Linked DNA regions of Homo sapiens: regions 1, 3 and 4 are each linked to region 2. A link is a contact called in ENCODE Hi-C or POLR2A ChIA-PET data. All regions are on one chromosome and are shown on one strand. Each heading gives the region's core, a stretch centred on a gene start or an enhancer-like site at or near the end of the contact. The rest is flanking DNA. Distances are from core to core; before and after follow the strand shown. Region 1 overlaps CAPZA1 (capping actin protein of muscle Z-line subunit alpha 1). Region 2 holds the start of PHTF1 (putative homeodomain transcription factor 1). Region 3 holds the start of CTTNBP2NL (CTTNBP2 N-terminal like). Region 4 holds the start of MOV10 (Mov10 RNA helicase).

Region 1 (4,459 bases), core at 1,287-3,786, 1.1 Mb after region 2:
CCTTCCCTAACTCCCATATATAAATTAGCTGTTGTACCCTTCCAACCTTCACAATTCTAGCCCTTTTACTGCTTTATTTTTCTTCAAGGAATTTGCCACCACTTAACATATACTTACATGTTTACTGTCCAACATCCCCCAAAGTCCAAGATCATAGAGCAAGAGTCAATAAACTGCTAATGTAAAGGGCAGATGGGCTTTGGGAGTCACAGCGTTTCTGTCCCAACTGTTAAGCATGGTTGTGTTCCAATAAAACTTTATTTTGTACTCTGAAATTTGTATTTCATGTAATTTTCACATCATGAAATATGATTATTCTTTTTTTGTTTTCAACCATTCCAAAAGCATTAGTTTATAGATCCTATAAAAACAGGCAGTGGGCCCAGCACAGCAGCTCACACCTGTAATCCCAACACTTTAGGAGGCCAAAGCTGGAGAAACGCTTGAGCTCAGGAATTCGAGACCCAGCCTAGGCAACACAGTAAGATCTTATCTCTATTACAAATAACAAGAAAATTTAGCCGGGCATGGTGGCACATGCCTGTAGTCCAAGCTACTCAGGAGGTTGAGGCAGGAGGATCACTTGAGCCTGGGGGGTCAAGGCTGCAGTGAGCTATGATTGTGCCACTGCACTCCAGCCTGTGCAATAGAGCAAGAGCCTGTCTCAACAAACAACAAAACAAAACAAAACAAAAACAGATGGTGGACTGGATTTGGCCCACTGGCCATAGTTTGTCAACCCCTGACACAGAACAAAAGAACTTGTTATGTTTGTTCACTGCAGTATACCCAGGACTGAGACCTAGAACATGCTAGGAATGTGAATGAATGAATACTATTTTATTGTTTATAAAACTCTTATGTAAGCTGTTTCTTTTATTGATCTTTAAAACAGCTTGTTAAAGAAGGCAGGGGAGAGACTATTATCCCCATTTATAAATCAAGAAATAGGTTCAGGGAGTGTAAGTGCCTTGTCTAAGATTGCATGCTTATAATAAATGGGTGGAGCTGGAATTGTAACTTAGACATTCAACTATATCATGCAGTATTAAAAGGAAGTATAAGTCTGGAGGATTACCTTTAGTGTGTCACATGAATTTGACTGTCCTTTTAGACTGTTTTAACCAAGAATTGAGTCAAAGCTATGCTTGTGAAAGATGCAGTTGTTACAAAGTTGAGAAGAATAGATAAAATGATAAATAAGTTTAAAAGTTAACATTTTATCCAACTTCAAAACTGGGTCAAAGCTAAGATGAAATTAATAGAGCAAAAGGGGAGAGGGAAATGACTAAGCAGTTAGTGACTGAAAAAATATCTTTGCTACAATACAGATGAGGGATGACATTTTCATTAACAGTGATTTAGTCAATCATTCTCAAGGGTGGGAGAGTGAAAGAAAGAAGGCAGTTATCTCCCATAAAGGGGAGGTATGTCAGCTCCTCTAACTTGAGAATCACTAATATGAAGGTTTTAGTTGAACAAAAACTGAACTGCTGCTTAAAAAAAAAAGCCTTTAAAAAACTGTCCCTATTTCATAAAGTAACAGTTTCACTACACACTGTATTCATCAGATAGTATCTACACTAAACGGTGTAACTCCTTGAATATTTTAAAGGGAGACTATCCGAGGCTTTTACATAATTTCCTCTTTCATATATTTAAATATTACAATAAAATTACTAGCATAAAATTAATTATATTTTGTTCCTAACCTAAAAAGGGGGGATTTAAAATATATAACCAACAAAAGATAAGATTTCCTAAATTTCAATTTCTTCCCATTCGTCTTATTCTCTTACCTCTAAAAGGGGGAAATAATAATAAACCAATCCTTGCAAGATTCAAAATTTCATTTTCACATTACTAGTATCTGTACTGAAAGTTTAAAAATCAGTCGCACTGAAAAGTCCTAAGTTTCATTTTCCCTAGAAGTGGCTTAATTTTCTTAGATTTTCATATACCATATTTTAGCAAGAATCTTAAGAAAATGTCCTAAGGAATTTATAAAACTGTAGCTTATTAGATAATCTTTTAATAACAGACCCCACACATTTCATCAACATTGCACCTATTCATAACTAGCTTTTATTTTTTATTTTTTTCTAGAAAGAGTCTCGCTCTGTCACCGAGGCTGGAGTGCAGTGGCGCGATCTCAGCTCACTGCAACCTCCGCCTCCCGGGTTCAAGCAATTCTCCTGCCCCAGCCTCCTGAGTAGCTGGGACTACAGGCGCCTGCCACCACGCCTGGCTAATTTTTGCATTTTTAGTAGAGGTGGGGTTTCACCGTGTGACCAGGCTGGTCTCGAACTCCTGACCTCATGATCTGCCTGCCTCAGCCTCCTAAAGTGCTGGGATTACAGGCGTGAGCCACTAAGCCCAGCCATCACTAGCTTTTAAAATTATTTCCTTGGGCCGGGCACGGTGGCTCACACCTATAATCCCAGCACTTTCAGATGCCGAGGCAGGTCAGGAGTTCAAGACCAGCTGGCTAACAGGGGGAAACCCTGTCTCTGCTAAAAATGCAAAAATTAGCTGGGTGTTGTAATCCCAGCTACTCGTCTCAAAAAAAAAAAAAAAAGTCCTTGACAAACACATACAAACGAACTTTAAGTTAAATATTTAACAACTGCAACTCTTTGTGGGCACTGGTGGATAATTCTAGACAGAAAAGGGAGAATTCTTTCGCTAGATAATATCCACATTCCACTTATCAGCAAAGGCCTGGTCAGTTTATACCACCCCAGTTTTGTATACTTTAGGAGCCAAATCTCTGCCAGCATGTCTCCCTGGTCAATAAAAATCTTTACCTCCTTCATTAGTCTACTGAATGTATTAAAGATTTCACCTCTTGGCCTTGACTCATACTCTCCTTGAAAGTTGTGCCTTTCTCCCTATCTTGGTCTGTCTAAATCCTTCCCATTTTTTAAGGTTGGGTTCTTCCAACCCAACCGTAAAAAGTGTTCAAAGTGTATTTGAATGCTTATCATAGCACCTAAAATATAACTGCTACTGATAATTAGTTCTATAGATACTAGTCTGCCTCCAAAGACTCAAGTTTTTTTGGGAGGGAAACTGCCTTGCTTTCCTCTTCTATATATTACAGGGTCTAGCAAATTAAATTACACATGGCAGGCAATGAGTAAATATTTACAAAATCCTTTTTGAATAAGAAGATGTAAAGGAAATGTTCTCAGTTTTAAAGATTATTATGAGGTACTATGGCAAAATGGAAAAATATAGGCTCTGGATTGGACAGACCCAGTTTTGAATTTCAGTCACTTAAAAATCTCTTTGAACCACATCCTCTCCCTAAAGTGGGATAGTATGTACTCCTTAAAAATTGTTGGGAGTTGTTACAGCTCTTTTAGAATTTGTGTAGCAGGTTTTCTGGTTTTCACCAGAAACCAACCTACCCAATATTAAATTTAAAAAAATTGTTGTAAAGATTAAATGAGACAATATATGGTCAAATCTTTAGCAGAATACTTAAAATATAACAGGAGAGGCTCAATAAATGTCAGCTACTGTTATCTTAACTGGTCACAGCAGGATAACTCTTACTTTAAATTATAAACTGAGCAAACCCTTCAAATTACTATCAAATTACTACTTCAAAGAAAATAATCCTCTTGTTCTAGAAATCCTTTGGGTCCTAGCCACTTTATATTCTCTATCATTGCCATCATAATAATCCCCACCAATAACTACACAACTTTTTACTGACCAAAAAAGCTTTATGAAAATGTCTGTTCCAATTTCCCTTTGAAGTAATAACACATATTTCAAAGTTTTTAAAGTTTTCCAAATAGGGTATACTTAAAGAAAGTATAATAGTAGTAAACTATGCCTCCGTAAATATTTATTTTACTTATTTTCACTCTAACCCATTCCAAAAGTATTCAAGAATAAATAGTTGCATTTATTTTTCCTGAAAGAGATATGTACAGGATGTTATTCTTATCCTGGTAAGTTCTGCTTGCACAGAATTCAATGCTATTTCCTAAGGGAGTTTTTCCCATTTGAAGATATTTCGGATGTTGCATCAAACTAAAAAGCTTCTGTATGGCAAAGGAGAAAATTAACAGTAAGAGGAGACAACTAAGTGACTGGGAGGAAATATTTGCAAACTATACATCTGATAAAGGGCTAATACCAAAAATATATAAGGAACTCAAAACAACTCAATAGCAAGAAAACAAATAACCCAATTTTAAAATGGGCAAACGGTCTGAACAGACATTTCTCAAAGATATACAAATGGGCAAGAGATATATGAAAAAATGCTCAACATCTCTAATCAGGGAAATGCAAATTAAAACCACAATGAGATATCACCTCATGCCTGTCAGAATGGCTATTATCAAAAAGACAAATGATAACAAGTCTTGGGCCAGGATAAGGAGAAAAAGGAACCCTTCTGTTGGTGGGAATGTAAATTAGTACAGCCATTTTGGAAAAT
Region 2 (4,905 bases), core at 247-2,746:
ATATTTACGTGTGCAAAATTCGACGTTTTTCACTTGTCATTTATCTCTTTTTTCAAGTTGGCCATTTGTCTTGAAGCTCAACAGAATTGTAATGTTTAGCACTAAGGAAAGGAAAAGCTGTCAAGGAGCAAAAGCAGAAGGAAACCACTGCCAATGTGTGCAATATAAAAATAAGGGTAAAATAATTTTTACTTTATTTGAGACAGGTCTCTGTTGCCTAGGCCGAAGTGCAGTGGTGCAATCATAGCTCACTACAGCCTCGAACTCGTGGACTCAGACGATCCTCCTGCCTCAGTCTTCGAAGTAGCTGGGACTACAGGTGCGCGCCACCACCCCCGGCTAATTTTTTTTTTTTAAGAGACGGGGTCTGGCCATGTTGCTAAGGCTGGTCTCAAACTCCTGTGCTCAAGCTACATTTCCGCCTCAGGCCTCCCAAAGCGCCCAGATTGCAGGCGTGAGCCACTGCGCCCAGGCTGGGTGAAGTAATTTGTAAAACTTAGTCCTGTGGGAGTTATTTTAGCTTAGTCGATTTTCCTCATCCGTGAAATGGGATAACTTCCACCTGGTGCCCACTCAATAGATAAGAAGAAATAATGTCTGCAAAACATTGAGTACAGCGCCTCTTAGGCTTTCTTAAGTGAAGCTATCATCTGTCATTAGCTTTCTCTGACCCAGATGCTACACGCTGTGGGCTAGCAAGAACACGGCTTCAAATAAGGTGGGGAGAATGGCTGTAAGGGGACAGTGTTCCATTAATGGCCAAAAAAAAAAAAAAAAAAAAAGCAGCCTAAAAATCCTTTTAACGTATCCTTAAATATTCACTTGAGGGTTCAACCTTTCTTTCCTTTCTCCTGACCTCTATCGGCCCTAATTAACCTGTTCCTGCCGCCACCTAACTTTACCCTAATTTGGAAAAAGCTGTGACTGCCCAATACTTGTTCCTCTTTTCCCCCTACACCTTTGAGCACTAGAAAGCTCCAGACCCAGAGCTGCTGAGGGGCGGGAGAGGAAGGGAGTCACTAAGCCGCAGCCTGGCCCTTCCTCCCAGGGCAGCGTAAATTCACGCAAACATTGATTCGTTCGCTCAACAAACATTGGGAACCTAAGTGCCAGGCTTGTGCCAGGCCCCAGTCTCTGACCTCATGGAGCCCACAGCCCACTGGGGAACAGAGATTAAGCCATGAAACACGAAAATGAGTGCCACAAAGACGTGAGCTACTAGAGTATCAGGACCGACCTCCTTTAGACCGCTGGATGGGAGAGTCGTTTGTGAGGAAGTGACTTTTAAGCTGAGGCCTGAAGGGTGATCTGAGGGAGCTGCTCTTGGCCATCGATATGCCGCGCGACTCCCCAGGCCCTCGGACCCGGAGCCTGGACCAAGGCTGGGCGGGAAGGCCCCGGGCCAGGGGCGGAGCCACCTCGGCGGCGAAAGCCGGAAAGCGGAAGCCGAAGGCTGCTGCCCGGTGGTCGGCTGAGCGGCTCTAGCCCAGATCTCAGACGGCTGAGTCACTGCATCCCGGCGCGGCCCGCAGAAGACGAGCGCCGCTGCCGCCGCCTCCTCCTCCCGGGCTCCCGGGCTCTCGGGGTCCGGGGCCTTTGCACCTGTCTTTTCCAGCTGGGCACAAAGCCTTTTGCTGTCGCCGTGGCGACTGGAGGCCTTCACTTTTAATCCCCCTCATTTTCCAGTTCATTCTCTGCTTATTTTCTGGTCAGTCCGTGACCCTGTAGGCGGCCTCTGACCGGCGATCGATTTGCCGCCCTCAGGGCGCTGGGCGGCCGGCTGCCTCCGAAGCTGGGGCGGCCTCCGCGGTCTCCATGGTAACGGCCTCTCCGGCGTCTCCGCCTGGAGGGGAAGATGCGGCCTGCCTGGCCCGCCGCCTCGCCCCCGGCCTCACGGTGGGACCCCGGGCACTGAGGACGGAGGTCCCGGGCGCCGGCCCGCGGGGCAACGGGCACTAGGTGAGAGCCGGACGCGGGCGAGCGAAGGAGGCGGGTGCCGGGCGACTCCAGCGGCGGCCCCTGCCCCTCCCCCGCACCCACGAACACGCTCGCCCGATATATTGCAGAGGCTTCTCCGGTCGCCGCTGCGCCAGTTTTTTTTTGTTTGTTTGTTGTGTTTTCCCTGGCAAACAGCTGGAGAAAGAGCAGCTCATGGAGAGGCTGAGAGAAGCGGTTTTCGCGTCCTACCCAAACTGGGAGAGTAACCTTCAGCAGCTGGACTCACCGATTGGTTTTCCTTCATTTTCAGTGAAATCCCATTCTCTGGCTGGAGACACAGATGGCCTCAAATGAGAGAGATGCTATATCGTGGTACCAAAAGAAGGTAATACATATATATATTTTTTTTATTTGTAAAGCATTCTTCCTGCAAAAAGCTCCCACAAATAATATAATGTTACTTTCCCCCGAGTTTAGTAGTGCCAGGTGTTCATGTATACTTCAACATAAATGAAAAAAAAAAAAAAAAGATGTACAAGGTCATTATGTCTTTTAAACCCGGTTCCAGGTCCCAGAATAAGGTTTACAAGCCACCTCCTTCAGGCTGCATACACAATGCCACCGCAATGCTTTGAAAGTTTGCTTCTGATCAAACTGCTTAAAAACAAAAAAGACATGAAACCTGTATGTGCACAGCTCAGATTGATACTATCAACAATCTTATTGAGCTGTTCCTTATCTTTTATTCCTCTCTAGTTTTTCTAGTGCTCTTTTCCTTAAGAAGTGGATTTTTTTTTTTTTTTTTTTTTTTTGAGACGGAGTTTCGCTCTTGTTGCCCAGGCTGGAGGGCGATGGCGCGACCTCGGCTCACTGCAAGCTCCGCCTCCCGGGCTCAGCCTCTGGAGTAGCTGGGATCACAGGCGCCCACCACCACGCCCGGCTAATTTTTTGTATTTTTAGTAGGGACGGGGTTTCACCATGTTGGTCAGGCTGGTCTCAAACTACAGGCGTGAGCCACCATGCCCGCCCAAGAAGTGGAAATATCTTTTAAGGTAATATTAATTTGAAATATTTTGGGCATTGCTTTTGAACTTACTTTTAGGTCCAGCTATTTTAGATTTTTGAAGGAAACAGTCCTTCGAAGTATTGATTTATTCTAACTTTTGAGAAGCATATTTTCCACATAGCATATTGATACTTAATAGGCTCATGACTTTTATGAGGCTTGACTTAATAATGTAAGGATTTCCTTTGCATCGTTTAACTAATAGACTACTCCCTCTTTCAGATTGGAGCCTACGATCAGCAGATATGGGAAAAGTCAATCGAACAGACTCAGATTAAGGTAAATTGATTTCTTTGATTCCGCCTATGTTTCACTGCATTAATATGAAGAGTGGAATTGTACTTACCTGGTAAACTCTGCATTTAACTACCAGTATGGCATTCTTTAATCTTTGAAGGTTATAAGAAAAGCAGTGCAAGCATAATGAGAAGTGACACTTGATTTTTGGCCTCACTATCAGGAAAACAGAAAGGAGTGAGTTGTTCTATGATGAATTAGAGAGCAAATGTCCCATATAAATAGGGCTGGGGTTACTTAGCTCTGGCTAGTTTTTACCACTTGGCAGTGCAGGTCCAAATATTGCCAGAGTTTCAGATTTTTCAAGAGAAGCTGGAAATACACATTTTTATATGAAATATATTGTGCATTTTGTGTCGGATTTTTAAGAGACTCTTCCTTCTCTTCCTCCTCCTCCTTTGCAAGCCAAATAAAATCCATTTGTGGCCTGAATCCAGCCTATGGTCCCCCATTTTATTCAATCACTGGCTTAGAGTATGTGTTTTTGTTTGTTTTTTTGTTTTGTTTTGTTTTTGAGACAGAGTCTCACTCTGTCGTCCAGGCTGGAGTGCAGTGGCGTGATCTTGGCCCACTGCAAGCTCCGCCTCCTGGGTTCACGCCATTTTCCTGCCTCAACCTCCAGAGTAGCTGGGACTACAGGCGCCCACCACCACGCCCGGCTAATTTTTTGTATTTTTAGTAGAGACGGGGTTTCACTGTGTTAGCCAGGATGGTCTCGATCTCCTGACCTTGTGATCTGCTCACCTCCGACTCCCAAAGTGCTGGGATTACAGGCGTGAGCCACCGCGCCCGGCCTAGAGTATGGTTTTAAGTTTTTCAGGTTCTTAAACTTTTTTCTACACAGCTCTTAGAACTGAGAGGATTCTTATTTTATACTAACCAAGTGACCAAAAACTGTTATATAATTCAGAATGCCAGTTTATTAACTTATAATAGGGGAGGAGAGGGTTAAATTATCTTCTGATATTCCAAAGTCAGAGTTGTGGGGTTAAGCCATTTGGGGATGCTGGTACAAATTCATCATGGAATGGTTGCTTGGTAACCAAATGTAATTGGATAGTCTTGAGATGTGGAAAAGCCTAAAGAACCATCCTTGGCCCTCAAAAGAATATAACTCTCTGCGACTTTAATACTTACTTAAATCTTATGGATTCAGGGCCTCACTTCCTTGCAAAGTGCTGATAAATGCCAGCTGATTCTTGTTTTTGCATTACCTTTCAAAAAGTATTGCAGCAGACCCTTCATTAATACTTAAAAAAACTGGGTGAATACAACTTAATATTATCTGTTCTGTTAAATAGGCCAATCAATAGAAAGCTACTTGAACAACAAGTAGCCGACTAACTTTTCACAATTTGGTATAGTCCTTGATTATTTATATTAGTGGGAGATGGGGTTAGGATGAATAAGTCTCCAGATTTTATTTTGTGATTCTCTAAAGCCTGTCCTGTTATTTTTTTGTGAGCTGCTAAACATCACTGATAGTAAGTATGGTGTAATGGAAACAGCATAGAAGTGGAGTTTGATCTTGTTTTGTGATCTCTAGCCTTGTTATCTAACCTTCTTCCCCTAGCCAATTTAAAGATTTCCTTCACCCTTTTTTT
Region 3 (4,730 bases), core at 501-3,000, 1.4 Mb after region 2:
CTGAGAAGACCTGTGAGCACCGAGTGGCTCTGAAAACTTCAAACCTAACTATTCAAAAGTAATTATCTTTAGGAAGTCTACCTTCAGAAAGTCTAATCAAGAAGGTAAAAGACAACAGTCATTACAATCACCCTCCGTGATTCCAACTCCTTGCATTTTATTGCCATCAGCTTTGGCTATAGCTGACAGAGGGGAGGTAGACTTGAGATTGGAAGCAAAAGAAACTATGCTAAAAACATGGTAAATTTTAATATATAAAAGCGCTAGCAATAGATGATTACTGGGGATTCAACGACATTAACATGAGGTCAAAATCAACACTTTGCACCTGCTGAAATGAAGACCACTTGACAAAACCTTTAGGAGCACACTAGAAGAGGCACTTTTTGGTAAACATGAATAGCTAGAATACCTTGCCTTTATTTACTCTTATCTCTGAGATTTAAAAATTGTTCTTACTTTTCATCCTCTAAATTTTGATAGATGATCGTAAAACCAATCAAAATATACATGAATGTTTCCTGGGGGCGGGGAGGACACTATAAAAAAGGGGTTAGAGAGTTACCAAAGGACATAGGACTAGATTAATCATAAACCTAGATGACTGACCCTGAATTTTCTTCAAACACTTCCTGTCTTTTGTTTCAACCTGCAGTATACCTTCAAGGTTAACTGCAGTCTCCCTGAGCAATGGACCAGCCCACCCTAGACTGGGATATACTCATTCCTAATCCACTGCTACTTATTTACTTATGTATACTGTTTCATTTGAAAACATGGTGTTATTCATTGACTGTCAAGCAACATATACTGCATTCCTGCCCACACAAAGCCAGCTCTGCAGATATCCAACACACCCACCTCACTGTGAAATATAAGATGGCTTTTCATCAAGTTCTCAGGGAGGAAATAGGGTGGAAAAGGAAAAATGAAACGCAATTCAAACCTAAGAAACCCTTAGAGGCTGGGTGCTCCCAGAAGGAACAGAAAGTAGAAGGAAGGTACAAAGGGTGAAGGAGAGGAGGTCCTAGTTCTCCCTCTTTCACAGTCCAAAACAGTCCCAAAACAGGAGAGCTCTCGACTCCTCACAAGAGGCCAGAGGATGCGAGGGGCTGCGGGAGGAAGACTGAGCATCAGAGAATGGGGGATGGGAAGAACTTAAGTGGGAGAAGCCGCTTCCTCCGTAAAGCTGGCTGTCTAGGTCGGTCTTTGATTTTTGCTTCGCCCCATCCCTCCTTTTTGGGAAACACCAATTTTATCTTACGGAGGAAAGCAGCTCCAGTCCCACCCTGGCGAGCAGGGACAGGTGTAGGGAGGGATGTTTGGCCTTCCGGGGGTACGAAATGGGGTTGGGGGCGGCAGCCTAGAGAATCGGTACCTGTGAGTCCTCTCCGCCAAGGCTGAGGTGCGGGGTGGGAGGTGCCTTTGAATGAGGGGTGTCAGAGGGAAGCCCCTTCTGAGGAGCTGGGAATCGACGAGGGACAAAAAGTAGCTGTGAGGACCCTCGGAGGATGAGGAGCCGCCTCCTCGGGGAATACCGGGAGGTGGAGGAGACGGCCCCGCCCCCTCAGGGGATGGGCCCAGAGGCCGTTGAGACGGCGGCGGGAGGCTACCGGTGCCCCTATCCTTGCTTTGCTCTTGAGAACCCGGCCTCCCAGCCATCACCAAGCCCCAGGGATAGTTGCTCCTACCTTTCCACGACGCTCCGGGCTCCGCTCCCCTCCGCCTCCACTCCCCATCCACAGCGGCTGAGGCTCCGCCCCCTCAGCCGCCCGGCGGGGGCATTGGCATTCACCAGCGCCAATCGCCTCCTTGCTTCTCCAGCCTCGGCCCCAATCCGCGCCGGCTGGAGGCGGGGCTTCTCCAAAGTCATTCAGGCTCCTCCCGGGGCCCCAAGATCCCTTTTGTTTGGGAAGAGCAAGGCCGGGATTGAGCTCGCGTCACTTCCGGGAGGAAGCGCCCTCCTGGGTCCTGGGCTTCAGGGTGGGCTCGCGCCCCTCCCGGCTCGGGGTCTGCAACTTTCCACCTCTGCGTGAAAAGTCTGGGCAGGACCGTGACTAGTGCTTCGTGCTTTTACCTGACTGTACGCGGAGTTTAGGAATGGAGGGCTCTGGTGGCCTAATCGATTGGGATTTTATCCAGAATGTTAATAAATGAAGTGGGCTTTGGTGTCTGCATTAGAATGAATTCGTTGTTGAAAAACCTGGCTTCCTTGCTCCCTTTTTTTTTTTCTTTTTTCTGGAAGCGCCTGTGGGCGTGGTGCTGGAAGCAAGGGTGCAAAGATGAAACACCTGGAGATCACCCTTCTCTCAACCACATTTTGTACAGAAGAGGATACTAACTTTGGGGGACATAAACCCAGCCGACCTGCCTTCCAGGCGGAAGTCAAATAATTGCAAATTTGTGTGGCAGGTTTTTCCACCCTATGCTTGCCAGCTGAGGCGACTTTTTTCTTTCCTTGGCCTCATTATATTGTGGGGAATGGTGTTTGCAGTGAAGTTGAAACAATGGAGAGTACAGAGGATGCAAGGAATGTCTGCCTTGTGAACACAGGAATGCAGATCTTGGTGGCAGCAAGTCTTAGGCAGGACCAAATAACTCAGAGAGGGGAGTGGATGTATAACTAGTTGTATCCCTACCTAAGGTCAAAGTTTCTGAATTCCTTTTCCACAGAATGGCTGTCAGCTCACAGATTGATGCAGCTGGTTACATTTACAATAACCACATTATTTAAAATACAATATAATAAATATTTGAGACGAATATTCATAATGCATAAATAATGTAGTACACTTAATACATTATCCCTAAACTTAGCAATTATAATTCGCAAGACAGCATTAGGGACCTAGTGCTTGCCTAGGCAGACAGTCCCCAAGGCAGATGCAGCCTGCCTCATGCAGTTTACAGTCTGACTGAGGGATGTGATCAGTTTGTGCGATTATAGTCTGAAAGAAGTAAACAAGTATTTATCATGTTATCACTGTGCCATGTACTTTCATTTAATGGTATTTGATGTCATTTTCAGTGCTGTATGAGAAATCTATCCTACAGTGTAGGATAGACATCATTGTGTCCAATTTACAGATGAGAAGATAGAGATTCAGAGAAGTCAAATAAAGTCATAGAGCTAGTAAATGGTAAAGAATTTCCAGTAAGGATGTATGACTCCATACTTATGCCATATTCTGCTCACTTCACACTGGCTCTCACATGCTGGACTAAGAATGGGCGTGGATGATGGTAAAGCAAACATTAGAGCCAGAAGGACAGCTCTATGCCTCCCCCTGTTGATTTTAGGCTTGGGAGGGTCATCTCTGTATATGAAGGATAGCAAGACTATGAGTGAAGGTGCTCGATAGCAGTGTAAGTGAATCTGGAGTAATGATGCAGGGTATACTGAACTTCAGAAAGGCATTATGCCTTGTGTTCTGAAAACTGACAATCTGAAAGCTAAAATGAGGGGCCAGGCACAGAGTAGGTACTCAATAAATATTGACTTGAAACAAAATGTCTGAAATGATTACAAATACAGAGTGTTAGGTGCTGGAGCAGGCAAAGGAACTTGAAAAATCCCATTTCCTCCTCCTCCCTTTCGCTCTGCCTATGTGTATGCAATGAGGAAGTGCCTCATCGCCTGACAATGAAGCAGATGTGGGAGAACAAGCTATTTTCTGCTGGCTTCTGAGTCACTCTAAGAGTTGTTCTAGTGAATCAGCTCCTCCCTTGTTTTTCTTTTCTTTTTTTTTTTTTTTTTTATCGAGATGGAGTCTCGCTCTGTCTCCCAGACTGGAGTGCAATGGCGCAATCTCTCACTACAACCTCCGCCTTCTGGGTTCAAGCGATTCTCCTGCCTCAGCTTTCCGAGTAGCTGGGATTATAGGCGCCTGTCACTGTGCCCAGCTAATTTTTATATTTTTAGTAGAGATGGGGTTTTGCCATGTTGGCCAGGCTGGTCTCAAACTCCTGACCTCAGGTGATCCACCTGCTGGCCTCCCAAAGTGGCTGGGATGACAGGCGTAAACCACCATGCCCGGCAGGTCCTCCTTTCTTTCCCTCATTCCCTTTGTAGCTGTTAACCCACCACCACCCATTCTTTTCCCTGGCTGACTGGGTGGGAGCAGTGCTCTGTGACCTACTTCCTTTAGAGCAATGGGCAACTCCCCTGATTTCCTGGCTTCCCTTCTGCGTATTCCTAAATGAGTGTAGAAGGACTCAGCAAAAATGAGAACATCCCTGCCTTGTAGGATTCAGAGTCTTGAGGGTGTTCAGATTGCTTTCCTTTTAATTTTTCACCCCTAGAAGTAGGGAACAGGCAGGGCTTGTGAACCTCGTGTATCTTTCAGATTGTAGCAGTGAGAGAGTTATGGAGGTTTGTGATTCTTCAATACATAAACCTTGTAAATAAATTTAGAGTCTGGTGCATAGGTGTACGCAGAGGTAAAAAATGGTTCATAACAATATCTTAGATTTGTATAACAAAATATAACATTTTAATGTCTATCATTTTATCAACTGGACAGTAAAATATTTATTAAATGCCTATTGTGTCAGGCAACAACTTAAAGTGCTTAAAAATTATAGATTGTGTCAATTTTTTTCCAAATAAGTAAATTTCCATAAATGTTTATTGCTGGTTTGGGGAGGCAGCAATGGAGTAAAAGAGGTCTAGGCTAGAGGTTAAAAAATCTGGAGTCTAGTTCTTATTCTGTCATCAACTATAGTAGTTT
Region 4 (4,250 bases), core at 1,361-3,860, 1.1 Mb after region 2:
AGTCAAGGATAATTACCTTGTACTGTCTGATTTTTCTATTTTTGAGGCAAATATTTCTGAGTTTCTTTCACTGGGTCTCAGGATAGAATATGAACCCACATAGAAGGCCTTTCCACCTCCTCTATGTACTAAAATTTTATCTCTTTCAAGGCTAAAGTCAATGCCATCTTCTCCATCACATCCCCTAATGATTACAGAGGAGTGGTATCTTATCTGCATAAACACAAGTGCATACAGTAAAAACTACTTTGGAAAATGCCTACATTCACCCATAATATACAGTATATCTGGCTTTCTGTATGCAATCCAACACAACCAGTTTTTCCCCAGTACTAAAACATACTATGTACCTTTGGTTTAGAGCTGACAAAGACTCTCCTTGATCAAACTTTTGTTAGACTCCCCTGAGCCCTCTTTTTGACTAGCCCTTGACCTTGCCTCCCCAAACCCTTCAGTCTTAGGCCCACCTAGTTCAGTTTTAGCAAGAATACTGAAGTCATTTTAGTGAGACTCCTCACCCTTGATGCATGACCACGCTTGATATCTGATCAAGTTCCTCATTCCCGCCTTTGATGTACAAGTCCTTGGTCTGCCTTTAACAAGAATCTTGTTAGGTCAGGTGAGCAAAAATCCTCCCACTCTTTATGACTCCTCTTAGTAATTTTCTATATATTGATCCCCTTACTCTGTTCATTGGTCATAAATCCCCCGCTGTTTTTGCTGTATTCGGAATTGAGCTCCAACTCTCTTCTTTCCTATTGCAATACCCTATTACCATAGCCTTGAGTCAAGTCAGCCTTACTGTTTTAACCAATTACTTTTTCCTTAACAGAGCCAAAAGAAGTAGGTGACTTGTTTCCTAGCCATGTTGTACTCTGTGGATATAGGTGAATTCACATACCTTAAGTGTTGATACCATGTGATGCAAATGCTCGCTCTTTCCTCCAGCATTTTTCTCTTACCATCCCTAGTATAATCCTCCATTTTACCATGTACTATCCTATATTGTGTACATGTATATTGCATGCATATCATAGCCTCTGATGCTCCTCTGGGATTGTGTGTTTTTCATCTTAAGAGTCCCCATAGTGTCCAGCATGGTGACATAAAACAGGGCCTCATCATCTTTGCCCCTTCTCAGATGTTGTTCAAGCCTGTTAATATCCCTCTCCAAATGTGATAACCATTAGTGAAAACGATATTCCAGACACGATTTCACCAATATGGAGAGTCTCTACCCTTTTCCCCCACCCCAAATCACACTTCTGTTAGCTCAATCTTAGACTTCAGCTGTTTTAGCAGCCATATCTCACCCATACTGGCCCTCTGGTCTGCTAAAACCCAAGGTCTTTTTCGGGAGGTCTGTTATTAAGCCCAGATTCCCACTACCTTATGTTTATTTGTACAAGTCTTTACGTTTACCCTTGTTAAACTGCTTCTTGGTTTTCCACGCAAGGCAGCAGCCTGTTGATAAACGTGTTTTTGAAGCACAATTCTGTGGTGTGACAGAAGACTCTTTGATTTTCACTTGGGTGGTAGCAGGAAAAGGAGACCAAAGAGCCTTCAGCCACAGGGTGAAAGGGAGCCTCCAGAAGGCTGGCTCTGCCCCTGGGTCTCCATGGAGAAGCCACAGGTGCTAATGGAGGTTTGGTACGCACGTAGTTTGTGCCCTTTTCTTCTTTCCAGAGCTTCCTGAGCTTCTCCCTTCTACCCTGGGCCTCTTCAGTTCTCCCAGATAGCGGACCCCCGAGGCAGCAGCGCCTCAACAAGGTGGCAGAGGTCCCTGTAAAGCCCGCGCTCGGGCTCGCAGCCCCCAACAGGCAGCCTCTAACCCGCGCTCCCGCGATGCCTGGGCCCCCTCTGGAGGCTCCCCTCCCCCACCGCGAGCGCTGTCCCTCAGCCCCCGCGAGCGGCGCATGGACGCGGGACGCAGCTCCCGGCCCCGGGTTCCGGCCTCCGGGGGCGCGGGCAGCGCGGGAGGCTCTCCGCGGCGACTTGGCGCAGGGGCCCAGCTCGGGCAGAACTGGCGGGCTCCGGGCGGCGCTGGTGGGGCGTGGGCGAGGCGCGGGAGGGGAGGTCTGCGCCGCCCCGGGACTGGCCTGAGCCGCTGGGGGAGCTGCGTCCCTCTGCGCCCCGGGGCGGGAAAGGTGGCCCTCGCGCGGGGGTCGTGGCAGCAAGCTGGGCCCGCGATTCGGGGCCGGGAGTGGGCCGGCCCGTACCTGATCTTGAAGTCGCGGTTATAAATGGTCCGCAGCCGCTCGCGATCTGTCTCCATGTCCAGTCCCCGAACGACCAGGAAACTCTCGAAACACTGGCCCGCCTCCCGGAGCTGCCGGCAGCTGAACTTACTGGGCATCGCGGCGGCGGCTGCGGCCCAGGCAGGAGGGTCCGTGGAAATGAAACTGAAAGTCGCCGCTGCAGCTGGAAGTTGGCGGCCCTGAGATGAGGGTGCAGCAGGAGGGAAGCCCCCTAACTCTGACCCCTGATCCTGCGGGCTCCCTTCTCCCCACCAGGCTTCCCTCCTCCGTTCTTTTCTTACCTGAGCTTTCCCTTCGGTTTCTTCGTCCTATCCCCTCCCCCTCTTCGCATTAACTCTTTCCTAAAGCGTCTGACCCCTCCCTCAGGGCCCTCCCCTTACCCCAAGCTCCCTCCCCTGGCTTCTAGCCAGTATCAGAACGTGGCTACCGCTTGGGGCCCTCTGAACAGCCCGGGAGGACCTCCGAGCCTCAGCCAGGGCTACCCTCACGCCCACCCTCCAGAGCCTCGGGACTCAGTGAAAAGCAGGAGAGCAAAGGGCAGGGCTGGGATCTAGGTCGGCTGCGGCCGGAATGGGGAAGCTCATCCAGCGCCTCCCCCAGCCTTCCAGGGACGTAAACTCGGGGCGACACGCCCCCTCCCCCATTTTCCCTTCTCGGGCTTTCAGACGCACGTAGTTGGCATAAGGGTCAAAGAAGTTTGGGGAAAAGAACCCAGTGTCTCTGAGATAAAGGTGTGTACGTGTGGGAGGGAGGGACAAGGGGCTCTGCCAGGATACACAGTAATTGCTTTTCTCTGCCACATCGGCTTATGTGGAAAGGCTGGTGACCGACCCTTACCCCTGAGCCACATATTTGGGCGCTTCGTTGCATTCCAGTCTGTATTGCTCTTTAATTTTTACTGGTATATAAGGTGGACCCTTATATTCATCAAAATACTAGCATCTTGAGCGTAAGGGACTGTTGTGTTAGGCAATAATAAGTGGTTAATAGTGACAGCATCAGTACCAAGAAGAGAACTAAAAGGGCAGTGTGCTTCAGAAGACTGTATAGACAAATTTAAGGGGGTGGGGCTACAATAACAAACCTTTGTATCTATTTTTTTCCCGCAGAATGAAATGACACACACACTAGAATGGGACAAGCTAAGTTACACTACAAAGTTTTAAATCAAATACATCACTTTCAAATAAATCAAAGCTAGTGTTGTTCTCCATAGTAGCTACCAGCAGGAGGCCACACACTCAATCTACGGAATTGAAGAAAGTCCAGAACCCAGGTCATACTCCAGCTGGGCTACCCGGTACCTTCTCTCAGGCCAACAACCAAATGAAGCCAGGAATAACAGGCTTTAGCAACAGGAAATGCAATGTCAGTGGGAACCAAAGCTACGGGGATGGGTAAAATAGGGCAGAGGAAAACATCTTACAAACTTATTATGCAAAGTAGAAGAAAAAACTAGAAAAGCAGCCAAAGATTTTACCTTTTTTCTCCCTCAATGTCCTGATGAGGTTCCAGAAGAATAGAGAGGGTGAACTCTTAAAAATTGCCTTGTTACTTACCATCTCAAAAACGTACCATCAACCGTACTCAAACTGAATGTCTGGCTCCATTCTGACCAGCAAATCTAAATCCCTATTATTCTTGGATACAATCTCCCTTCTTCTCTGGTCAGGTTTATGTCTTGGATGTTCTCAAAACGTACACAAAAGTCTGCAGTATAGTAAAACCTTGGGTAAAAAGTGTGATGCTATGTGGCTTTGTTTACAATGGAACTTCTCTAAACAATTTCATCCAGAAAAATCTACTTCACATGGGGTTCTAATTGTTATTGTCAGAGCTCTTTGAATCAGAGCAACTCCATCTTCAACAGGGACTGGGTAAAATGAGACTGAGACCTATTGGACTGCATTCCCAGGAGGTTAGGCATTCTAAGTCACAGGATAAGACAGGAGGTCAGCACAAGATACATGTCATAAAGACCTTGCTGATAAA

What was found. Hi-C counts contacts between places; a loop is a spot of excess contacts on that map. ChIA-PET counts read pairs that join two places held with the same protein, here RNA polymerase II (POLR2A). Pooled maps may share reads with other maps.
Region 1: a loop to region 2 is called in a pooled map, with 2.9 times the contacts of the local background. The contact joins the enhancer-like site here to the promoter of PHTF1 in region 2. A Hi-C loop is called at or near these places in 3 of 50 pooled maps. POLR2A ChIA-PET finds 5 or more read pairs at or near these places in 2 of 52 experiments (OCI-LY7 and activated T-cell).
Region 3: a loop to region 2 is called in a map of ascending aorta, with 7 times the contacts of the local background. The contact joins the promoter of CTTNBP2NL here to the promoter of PHTF1 in region 2. A Hi-C loop is called at or near these places in 1 of 168 maps with a recorded cell type or tissue (ascending aorta), 2 of 37 single-sample maps with no recorded cell type and 12 of 50 pooled maps.
Region 4: a pooled map shows a loop between it and region 2 (3-fold over the local background). The contact joins the promoter of MOV10 here to the promoter of PHTF1 in region 2. A Hi-C loop is called at or near these places in 4 of 50 pooled maps. POLR2A ChIA-PET finds 5 or more read pairs at or near these places in 4 of 52 experiments (H1, PC-3, WTC11 and 1 more).

Annotation. Positions count from the first base shown.
Region 1 is chr1:112,633,673-112,638,131 of GRCh38, reverse strand. The region is part of intron 1 of CAPZA1 (capping actin protein of muscle Z-line subunit alpha 1); the gene reads right to left. It also overlaps the pseudogene RNU7-70P. Among named protein-coding and RNA genes, the nearest start is that of CAPZA1, 16 kb to the right of the region's middle. RefSeq lists an enhancer at 1-142 and a silencer at 2,229-2,328. Within about 2 kb of position 2,536, at least 4 of the 41 ENCODE cell types and tissues checked have a DNase peak (open chromatin) inside an H3K27ac peak, as active enhancers do.
Region 2 is chr1:113,756,077-113,760,981 of GRCh38, reverse strand. PHTF1 (putative homeodomain transcription factor 1) reads left to right here and starts at 1,496. Exons shown (of 19, transcript NM_001323043.2): 1 at 1,496-1,959; 2 at 2,249-2,323; 3 at 3,227-3,283. The coding sequence starts at 2,279. RefSeq lists enhancers at 1,044-1,623, 3,902-4,457 and silencers at 1,774-2,093, 2,727-2,856.
Region 3 is chr1:112,393,234-112,397,963 of GRCh38, reverse strand. CTTNBP2NL (CTTNBP2 N-terminal like) reads right to left here and starts at 1,750. Exons shown (of 6, transcript NM_018704.3): 1 at 1,692-1,750. RefSeq lists a silencer at 1,503-1,552.
Region 4 is chr1:112,673,019-112,677,268 of GRCh38, reverse strand. MOV10 (Mov10 RNA helicase) reads right to left here and starts at 2,610. Exons shown (of 21, transcript NM_001321324.2): 1 at 2,540-2,610; 2 at 2,220-2,421. The coding sequence starts at 2,356. RefSeq lists a silencer at 1,810-2,209.